Linked DNA regions of Homo sapiens: region 1 is linked to region 2. Evidence: read pairs that join two places in POLR2A ChIA-PET (ENCODE). Cell type or tissue: Panc1. All regions are shown on one strand. Links, peaks and the distances in the headings refer to the core of each region. The heading gives the core; the rest is flanking DNA. Region 1 holds the start of LOC124900866 (putative uncharacterized protein encoded by LINC00596). Region 2 overlaps CCNI (cyclin I).

What was found. Peaks named below come from ENCODE experiments on the same cell type or tissue, not always from the same donor. Only the 100,000 strongest peaks of a DNase experiment are listed, where the experiment ranks them.
Region 1: POLR2A ChIA-PET joins it to region 2 with 8 read pairs; 3 of 35 experiments call an interaction of 5 or more read pairs at or near these places.

The regions. Positions count from the first base shown.
Region 1 is chr4:76,840,244-76,845,695 of GRCh38, reverse strand. It overlaps LOC124900866 (putative uncharacterized protein encoded by LINC00596), which reads right to left and starts at 4,038. Exons shown (of 3, transcript XM_047416557.1): 1 at 3,895-4,038. The coding sequence starts at 4,038. In Panc1, for the core only: no CTCF peak of the experiment used is centred there; no DNase peak of the experiment used is centred there; H3K27ac peaks cover 612 bases.
Region 2 is chr4:77,050,720-77,056,046 of GRCh38, reverse strand. CCNI (cyclin I) reads left to right here. Exons shown (of 7, transcript NM_006835.3): 5 at 1-85; 6 at 667-897. Among named protein-coding and RNA genes, the nearest start is that of CCNI, 23 kb to the left of the region's middle. In Panc1, for the core only: CTCF peaks have their summits at 3,372 and 3,572 (motif pointing left); no DNase peak of the experiment used is centred there.

The DNA.
Region 1 (5,452 bases), core at 240-5,239, 210 kb after region 2:
GTAAACCTTATTGCTATGAGAGCCAGTCTCTCTGTAGCTAATTTGAGGCATGAAGGTGGCTGGTGGTGGAGGAAGAATGCCAGTGTATCATTCAGACTGTCCAATAGGCAAACACATGTTTGAAGAATAATCCTCAGTTGTTTGGGAGTGTGGTAAAATGGCACTCTCCTACACTGTTATGGGAGGAGATAAAGCAAATTGATACAAACTTGCTAGTGAGCGTTTTGGCAACATGTATCAAAAGCCTTAAAATGTTCATCCTCTTTAATCAGGTAATTCTGTTTCCAGGAATTTATCCTGAGGATATAATTTTGTATTTGCACAAGGACTTATTCAGAAAGAGCTTTTTACAGGGTTATTCACAATAACAAAAGACAATGCAAATGTTCATCAATGCAGAATTGGTTAAATTATCAGTGCTACATCTATGCATGAAAATATGAGACAACCATTAAAAATTATATTCAAAGATTAGAAAATGTTAATAATTTTTAAGTAATGAATGCATGAAGGTTCATTATGATATTCTCTTTCCTTGTAGTATGGTTGAAATTTTCCGCCATAAAAACTAAAAAACTCTTGTTCTCAAAGAATGTTTATATCTAACGGAAAATTTTATAAGGCAAATGTTTATAAGGCTTTATTAAGTGGTAAATGCAGGTTATAAAACAGTATGGATAAATGTATGATAGAATTCCATAGGATCCTAACTTTGTAATACAGATAAAAAACTCTGACACACACATATATACACTCATACATATATATTCGCACATATGTAATAATATCTTTATGTTGCTTATATGGTTTATTAGGGTTCTCTAGAGGGACAGAACTAATGGGATATCTATATATCTATATATCTATATATATCTATAGATATATATAGCTATATATATCTATATATATATCTATAGATATATATAGCTATATATATCTATAGATATCTATATATATCTATATATATTATATATAGATATAATCATGCATTACTTTTATAATCAGCAAAAATAATCGTTGAATATTAAATGGGAAGGTAATCTTTTTAACGAAGGGGAAGAATCAGATAGGTCTGGATCCTGGCTCATGACTTACCAGCTCTGTGACTTGGTATAGATATAGATATAGATATCGATATCGATATCTATAGATATATATATATGGAAGTTTATTAAGTAGTATTAACTAACACGATCACAAGGTCCCACAACAGGCTGTCTGCAAGTTGAGGAGCAAGGAAGCCAGTCTGAGCCTTTCCAAAGCTGAAGAACTTGGAGTCTGATGTTCAAGGGTAGGAAGCATCCAGCACGGGAGAAAGATGTAGGCTGAGAGGCTAAGCCAGTTTAGCCTTTTCACATTTTTCTGCCTACTTTATATTCTGGCCTCACTGACAGCTGATTAGATGGTGCCCATCCAGGTTAAGGGTGGGTCTGCCTTTCCCAGCCCACTGACACAAATGTTAATCTCCTTTAGCAGTACCCTCATGGACACACCCAAGATCAATATTTTGCACCCTTCATTCCAATCAAGTTGACGCTCAGTATTAGCCTTCACATATGTGTATATATGAGACATATATATGTATATATAACTTGAATAGAAAGATATGTTAGCAGGTCTATCCCTGGGTAGTGCAACTATGGGAATTTTAGATTTTCTTTTTATAAATCTTTATATTTTCAAAGATTTATTTAATAATCATGCATTACTTTTATAATCAGCAAAAATAATCGTTGAATATTAAATGGGAAGGTAATCTTTTTAACGAAGGGGAAGAATCAGATAGGTCTGGCTCCTGGCTCATGACTTACCAGCTCTGTGACTTGGGGCAAGTTTCTTAACCTTCATAACTCTCAGTTTATGTGTCTATAATAAGAAAAAAAGTACTGCAAATTTGTGGGGTTTATATGAAGTTTAGATAAAACAATGCAAATAAAGCTTTTAACATTGTATCTAATAGAGATAAAGGCTCAAAAAAATTTAATAAAACTTCAGTCTGACTCTGCTGTGATCATGATAGCATGACTGGTAGTTCATTAGCCTTCCAGCAATAAAAACAAATTAGAAAACTAGACAAAATATATGAAACAACTATCTTCAGACATCGGACAACAGGCATGCAGAATTTTGATTACTGAGAGAAGGAAAACAAATTCAGTGAGCCCTCCAGCTTCCCTGGCTTTCTGGACTACAGTACAAGAAAAGGGATTACTAACAGAGTATGATAGCCTCGCTGAAATGAGGAGACACAGATCAGACTTTGGGGAGGTCAAGACAACAATAATTTATAAGGCAAGTTATCAGAGAGAAAGAGTATGCAGGCCAGGTGTGGTGGCTCATGCCTGTAATCCTAGCAGTTTGGGAGGCCGAGGAGGGCAGATCACCTGAGGTCAGGAGTTTGAGACCAGTCTGGCCCATATGGCAAAACCCCGTCTCTACTAAAAATACAAAAACAAAACAAAACAAAACAAATTAGCCAGGTGTGGTGGTGCGTGCCACCCAGCTACTCGGGAGGCTGAGGCAGGAGAATCACTTGAACCCGGGAGGCGGAGGTTGCAGTGAGCCGAGATCAGGCCACTGCACTCCAGCCTGGGCAACAGAGCGAGACTCTGTCTCAAAACCAAACAAACAAACACATAAAAACATTAGCCAGGCATGGTGTCAGCTGCCTGTAATCCCAGCTACTCGGGAGTGAGCCGAGATAGTGCCACTGCACTCCAGTCTGGGTGACAGAGCGAGACTCCATCTTAAAAAAAAAAAAATAAAAGGATCCAGAGAAGGGATTGCATAAGTATTCATAGGTGTCATTTTGAGTCTCTAGCCAAATACCAGACTGCATATGCGTAAGGTGAGACTCCGTACGTTGGGCACATAAAACAATTATCAGGGAAAGAAAAACTACCAGGGAACTGCAAACTGAATAATAATTGGAACTTACAGAAAGTTGAGAGACACTCAGTAGGGCCCAGAAAAGGCCACCCCCTAGGGGTAAGGCCAGAGTGGTCATAAAATAGAGGGTACTTTAGGCCCTCCCAAACAAAGCTTAAAAATAAGCCTCAAAAAGACTAAGCTAGGCTGGGCATGGTTGGTCATGTCTATAATCCCAACATTTTGGGAGGCTGGGGCAGGATGATCACTTGAGCCCAGGGGTTCAAGACCACCCTGAGCAACATGGTGAGACTCTCATCTCTACAAAAAATTTAAAAAATTAGCCAGGTGTGGTGGCATATGCCTATGGTTGCAGCTACTTGGGAGACTGCTTGAGCCCAGGAGACTGAGGCTATGACCACAACACTGTACTCTAGCCTGGGTGAGAGAGCTAGATACTGTCTCACACACAAAAAAAAAAAAAAAAAAAAAAAAAGACTAAGCTGATTCCCAACCAAGTTGACTGCCTGCAAGAATCAAGTACAACAAGGCCGGGCATGGTGGCTCACACCTGTAATCCCAGTGCTTTGGGAGGTCAAGGCAGATGGATCATTTGAGATCAGGAGTTCGAGACCAGCCTGGCCAAAGTGGTGAAACCCCGCCTCTACTATAAATAAATAAATAAATAAATAAAATTAGCTGGGTGTGGTGGTGCATGCCTGTAACCCCAGCTACTCAGGAGGCTGAGGCAGGATAATTGATTGAACCTGGAAGACGGAGGTTGCAGTGAGCTGAGATCATGCCACTGCCCTCCAGCCTGGGCAACAGAGTGAGACTCCATCTCAACAACAACAAAAAAAGAATAAAATGTTACAGTTTTTAAACATAAAAGGCCGAGCATGGTGGCTCATGTCTGTAATCCCAGCACTTTGGGAGGCCGAGGCGGGTGGACCACTTAAGATCAAGAGTTCAAGACCAGCCTGGTCAACATGGTGAAACCCTGTCTCTACTAAAAATGCAAAAATTAACTGGGCATGGTGGTGCATGCCTATAATCCCAGCTACTTAGGAGGCTGAGGCAGGAGAATTGCTTGAACCCTGGAGGCGGAAGTAGCAGTGAGCCAAGATCGTGCCACTGCACTTTAGCCTGGGCGACAGAGTGAGACTCCATCTCAAAAAAAGAAAAGGAAAAACATAACATTCACAATGTGAAAATCCAATAAAAACATTACTAGACATGAAAGAAAACATGAAAATGTGATCCTTAACCAGAAGAAAACCAATGAATAGAAATGGGCCCAGAAATGATATAAACAATGAAATTAGCAGCCAAGAACTTTAAGAGAATTATATTGTGAATATGTTAAGGAATTAACATATAGTGAGGATACAAGTATTAAAAAATAATACCAATGGAGCTGGGTTCAATAACATATGTATAAGTAAAAGGTATGACAAAGGCAGAGTAGGGAAATCAGATTGTTATAAAGGTCTAATATGATATATGCAGCAGTACAATTTTATTTGAAGGTAGACTGTGATAAGATAAGGATGCATATTGTAAACCCTAGAGCAATCACCATAAAAATAGACTAAAGATGTATAAACTGGCCGGGTGCAATGGCTCATGCCTGTAATCACAACAGTTTCGGGGGTTGAGGTGGCAGATTTGCTTGAGTCCAGGAGTTTCAGAACAGTATGGGCAACATCGCAAAACTCTATTTCTAGAAAAAATACAAAAACTAGCCAGGCATGGTGGTGAATGCCTGTAGTCCCAACTACTCAGAAGGCTGAGGTGGGAGGATCACTTCTTTAGCCTGGGAGGCGGAGGTTGCAGTGAGCCTAGATGGTGCCACTGCACTCCAGCCTGGATGACAGAGCAAGACCGTATGTATTGCCAAAATAAATAAATAAATAATAAAAAATAAAATAAAATAAAATAAATAAGTTATAAACCAATGAGGGACATTAAATAAAAAAAATCCAAAAGAGGCCAGGCATGGTGGCTCACGCCTGTAATCCCAGCACTTTGGGGGGCTGAGGCAGGCGGATCACGAGGTCAAGAGATCGAGACCATCCTGGCCAACATGGTGACACCCTGTCTCTACTAAAAAAGCAAAAATTAGCTGGGCCTGGTGGTGTGCACCTGTAGTCCCAGCTACTTGGGAGGCTGAGGCAGGAGAATCGCTTGAACCCAGGAGGTGGAGGTTGCGGTGAGCTGAAATCGTGCTACTGCAGTCCAGCCTGGTGACAGAGTGAGACTCTGTCTCGAAAAAAGAAAAAAAAAAAAAGAAAATAGGAAACAGAAAAAAGTGAACAAAGAAGAGCTGAGACAAAAAGCAAAATGGTTGCTATAAATTCAACAATTGCATTAAATATAAATGGACTAAATGCATCAATTAAAAGCAGAGATTATCAGATAGGAAAAAAAAACAAGACACATACATGTCTTCTAAAAGAAACACACTCTAAATACAAAAACAGAGGCTGAGTAATCTTAGCACTTTGGGAAGCCGAGGAGGAAGGGAACACTTGAGCCCAAGAGTTCAAGACCAGCCTGGGCAACAGAGTGAGACCCTATCTCT
Region 2 (5,327 bases), core at 33-5,032:
TGAAATTTTGAGAATGGAGAGAATTATTCTGGATAAGTTGAATTGGGATCTTCACACAGCCACACCATTGGATTTTCTTCATATTGTAAATATACCTGAAGTCTTTTAGTTTCTTATTTGAGTGTGTAGTTTTCAGTAAATTAAAAAATAGATTGCCTACTCATTTATTTTGTACTGGAAATAGGAAAAAGAAAACTTGATATCCAAGGAAAAATTATAAATTAGTATATATGTCATATCACTGAAGCTTAATTCGCAGACTTAGAAATTGAATAGGTTAGGCTGGGCGCGGTGGCTCACGCCTGTAATCCCAGCACTTTGAGAGGCTGAGGCAGGCGGATCACTTGAGGTCAGGAATTTGAGACCAGCCTGGCCAACATGGTGAAACCCTGTCTCTACTAAAAATACAAAAATTAGCCGGGCATGGTGGCAGGCGCCTGTAATCGCAGCTACTCAGGATGCTGAGGCAGGCAGGAGAATTGCTTGAATCCAGGAGGCGGATGTTGCAGTGAGTTGAGATCATGCTACTGCACTCCAGCCTGGGCAACAGAGTGAGACTCTGTCTCAAAAAAAAAAAAAAAAGAAATTGAATAGGTTGCATCAATTTCTATATGTAATTTCCCAGATATTTAAATAAAGTTAAAATGATGTTCTTGTGATTTTCAGTTCCATGCCATTGCAGTGTCAACTAGGCCTCAGTTACTTTTCAGTTTGCCCAAATTGAGCCCATCTCAACATTTGGCAGTCCTTACCAAGCAACTACTTCACTGTATGGCCTGCAACCAACTTCTGCAATTCAGAGGATCCATGCTTGCTCTGGCCATGGTTAGTCTGGAAATGGAGAAACTCATTCCTGATTGGCTTTCTCTTACAATTGAACTGCTTCAGAAAGCACAGGTAGGTGTCAGTCTAATTAAATAGTGTTCTTTTTAAGTTTTTCTATTATTGGAATACATAGAGTTACCAAACTAAAAGACATTTCTCATGTTGTAATGGCAAACCATTCTTAAGAGTAGACAAGAGTAAAGTATATATTTTAAATTTACGGGCTAGGTGATCTCTTTTTTTCATATAAAACTTATATAGTATTTTTAAGATTCCTTTTAACCATTTCTCTTATTTTTAAGAATTCTAAAATGTTCATAAGATTGTCAATACCATATTGTCCTTTAGTTTTTTGTAAAGAAACTTCCTAGCTACATCTGTAGGTTTTAATGTAGTACTTCTTTACTTCACTCATTTTATAACGGATGTCAGGAACAAAAATTAGAATAAGTTGCTTTTTAGACAAGCAAATAATTTATTGTTGGCTAGTAAGTGAAGTATTTATACCAAACTGGCAGGTAGAAGCCACTTTTCTGAAAGAGGTTTTTCCCTGGCAGTTCCATTATTACCTAAGATTAGTTTGTAACTTGTATCTACAGATTATTATAAAATGTATAGGTTGATAAATTATCAACTACCTAAGTAAAATGTAAAGGTTCAGTGGAGAAAATTCTCATTCAAATGGAAAGTTGGTGAGAGTGCTGTATGTTAGCAACTACTTTGAGAGAAGGCTTACTGGTTCTATTCATGTCACCAAATAGAACTTACCGAGTTTAGATCTGCTGCAGACCATTTTCCTGCCACCTGAATCCATAAAAGACTCATGAACCTACTTTCCCTTTATATGGCTATTTATTCTTATTTAACAGTAGTTATTCTGATTTGTTTTATTGGATTTTACTTAGAAGATTGTGAAATTCTAAGCTTAACATTTTGCAATAAACTAATTGTAGCAAAGAACTGCAGTTATTGAGCTAAAAATTTAGATTATTATAAAAGAAAAACATAATAGTTGAATTTGGTGTTTTTCTAAGAAAGTTATAATTGATCTTATAGCAAACATTTTAAGAAGTATGTCTGAAGAAAATGAACCAGGCAAAAAAATAATTTTTTTTTTAAACAAGTATGTCAGTGCTTCCAAGAATTTTAGGCTCTAGTTTGTGAGCAGAGGGGAGCTCAGTCTTTTCATAAAAAGGTTGATGATCAGAGCAGTATGTTAGCTAGAGATCTACCTATGTAGTGTAACATGGGCTGTTTTTTGTTTTGAAGGGATATCTTAATTGTCTTAGATTAAAATAATTAAATGCTGTAATGAGAATAAATCCTAGGAGGTAGTTGCTACTTAGAATTTTTAGAAATTATGATAAACCACCATTTAAATGAATAATATGACACAGAAAATTTACTTTGCTCACCCTGGAGTGTTAGAAAGAAAAGTTGAATATTAATCACTCACATTAGACTGTGAAGTAGAGGAATAGGCTTAATAGAAAACCTCCTACATTACATTATTTTTATTGGAACAAATGACATCTCTCTAAATGCCTTCTGACTTATTCTCTGTGCTTACTCTCAAGATAGTACAGAAAAAGATTGCTTTAAAGTGTTAGTGTCAGAGGACAGATTTTGAAGCATAAATAATAATGTTGTAAATAGCATGTGTATTCTGTAGCTTTGAGATCATGTTTTCCTAGTGAAAAACACTGGAAAATCTGATACTCTTTTGTAAGTTTTCTGGTGCTAGAGGAAGAGAGTATTCACTGAAACTTTTTTTTCTTCTTAGCTGAAGGAGTATTGCAAACCTGGGATTTGACAGAATCTTTGGAGAAGTTATTTCATTCACCTCCTTTATTTTATAGCTCTGGTGTAGGGAACTGGAGACTTTCTTAGAGCCGTGTAGAGCTACTTAGTAGTGATTTAAAAGAACCAATGCTTTTTTTCATACCACACAAACCTTAAAAATTCTAGTTCAGTGGTTTTCATAATTTGTTTTAGAAGTGGAACCCTTTCCCAGTCCCCCTTCCCCAAAGAAAATCTTGTACACACACAATCCCAGAATATAGAATAGAAGAACGGAGCTATACTTGTGTTTAAGGGCAGATCTCCACTCAACATAGCGTTTTCCCTTCCATAGCTAGAAATCTACCTATGTAGTGTAGGTTTAGATTATATTATGTAGGTAGTCTTTGGACGTAGTTTGAAAACTGGAAATACAGTGAATTTTTTTTCTTTTTAAGAGATATGCCCCATGTAGTATATAATTGCAGTGGGGAAGTTAGTGAAGAAAAGGAAGGTCATAAATCTTGGTAGAGACTTTTGGGACTTGTTCTAGCAGTTCTCTAACACCAACCCATGTGGTCCAAACATGGATGGCTCCTAGTTCTTTAGGACTCATTTCTGTTTTTGCTAAGTTTGCTGTGTTCAGGTAGGGAACACCAGGTCTAATATCTTTGTGTTTAGACGTGTGACAAGGCCACAATATCAGATTTCTTCCTAGTTTTCTGGTTTTAATATAGGAAAGTCTTGCATCAGATTGATGAGATCATGCCAAAATTATTTGCGACATGATTCCCAGTGTCTTGGTTTGAGGAGAGTCCATCACAGACATACCGTGCTGTGAGGAGGCCACTCTCACTAGTTCTGCCTGAGCCCCCACTTTGAGACAAAGTATGGTGAGTGTTCCCAGGTTTGAAAGGCAATCTTCCTTTTGTCCCTGTTAACCTCCCACTACACCCCCTTAAGCTCTTGCGCCACCTGTTGGTCACCATTCTGGGATGGCTAAACCTCTTTCTCTCCTTAGCCTTATAAACTCAGGCTGTTAACTCTACCTAGATTAGTGTGGTGGTCTTTGTAGTTCCTAGCTGGGCAGTAGTCAAAGTACATGTTCTAGTTTAAAACTAGAGTAGGTGCAGCCATAAAACAGAACAAAATCATGTCCTTTGCAGCAACATGGATGCAGCTGGAGGCCATTATCCTGAGTGAATTAACGCAGGAACAGAAAACCAAATACCACACGTTCTCACAAGTGGGAGCTAAACGTTGGGTACACGCGGACATAAAGATGGCAACAGTAGAAACTGGGGACTACTAGAAGGGGGAGGGAGGGAGGGGAGCAAGGGTTGAAAAACTGTTGGGTACTGTGCTCACTACCTGGTTGACAGGATCACTTGTACTCCAAACCTCAGCATCATGCAATATATATCTAGTTAATAAACCTGCACATGTACCATCTAAAAGTAAAAAGAAGCAAATTTAAAAAAAAAAAAACAAAAAAACAGACCCCTCCCCACCAGTCTCCTGGTTCTTTTTGAAGGTGGCTGTGGTCAGACTATTCCAGCAGGTTCCTCAGTGCTTCATGCTGTTCATCAAACCTGGATCCATCTGGACCTACCATTTATGTCATTTATTGTTATAAAAAATAATACATATTCTCTTGACACCTTATAATTAGAGTTCATTTAAGTCCTTTTTATCAACTCCATTAGAGTACTTGTCTGGTGTCGAGAGTTTTGGTAGTTCCAGTATATGTGCTTGTTTTGTTTCTTCCACTGGATCTCAAGAAGGAACAAATTATTTTGGTGTCTTATAGAACAAATTCAGATTGTACTAGATTAGAAGGAATTTATTTTGATGTTATTTTGGAGAAAAGACTTACTTGGGACTTGGGTGGAAGTGGAGTTCATATGGATGGTTTTGTTTTGAATAATTTCTAAGGTCTTTTAGCTCTATCATTTCTTGTCAGTCTCCCACCGCTAAAATATAACTCTATTTACTTCGTTTTTTCACACAGAAAGATTATAGTGACATAGTCTTCCTCTTACTTAAATACATGTCTTTTTAGGATTCTGCCATAGTATTGATTCTGCCATGGCATTTATTATGCCCAGTGACCAAGGCATTAGAATATTTGTGGTACCTTTACCTTTTTAGGCCAATAAATATCATTCATTTGCTAAAGAACATTTCATTAAACGAGGTACAGTTGGCTCTCCATATCCATGGGTTTGGCATCTGGATTCAACCAACCGTGAATTGAAAATATTCAGGAAGAAATTTCACAGAGTTCCAAAAAAACCTGGAATTTGTGGCATGCTGAGTACTACATTGAATCTACACAGATGAAGTGATGTGTAGGCATTCTGTTAGGTATTATAAGTAATCTAGGGATGATTTAAAGTATACAGGACAATGCGAGTGGGTTATATGCAAATACTACATTATTTTATATAAGAGACTTGAGCATGTTGGGTTTTGTTATCTTTTGGGGGATCCTAGAACTAATCCCCCATGGATACTGTGGGATGACTGTACTTATTTTTTAGAAATAATTTCTACACTATAGCCCCTTTTTTACTCCCAGTTTCTTTCATTTTTTTTTTTTTAGGCTTCCTAAAATATTGGCAGAAGCTCCATCCTTTCTCTGTGCTTTGTTCCAATGTTTTTAGCATGTTTCAGCTTGTTCTACATCCCTGGGATATATAATAAGACCTAGCCTAAATGTA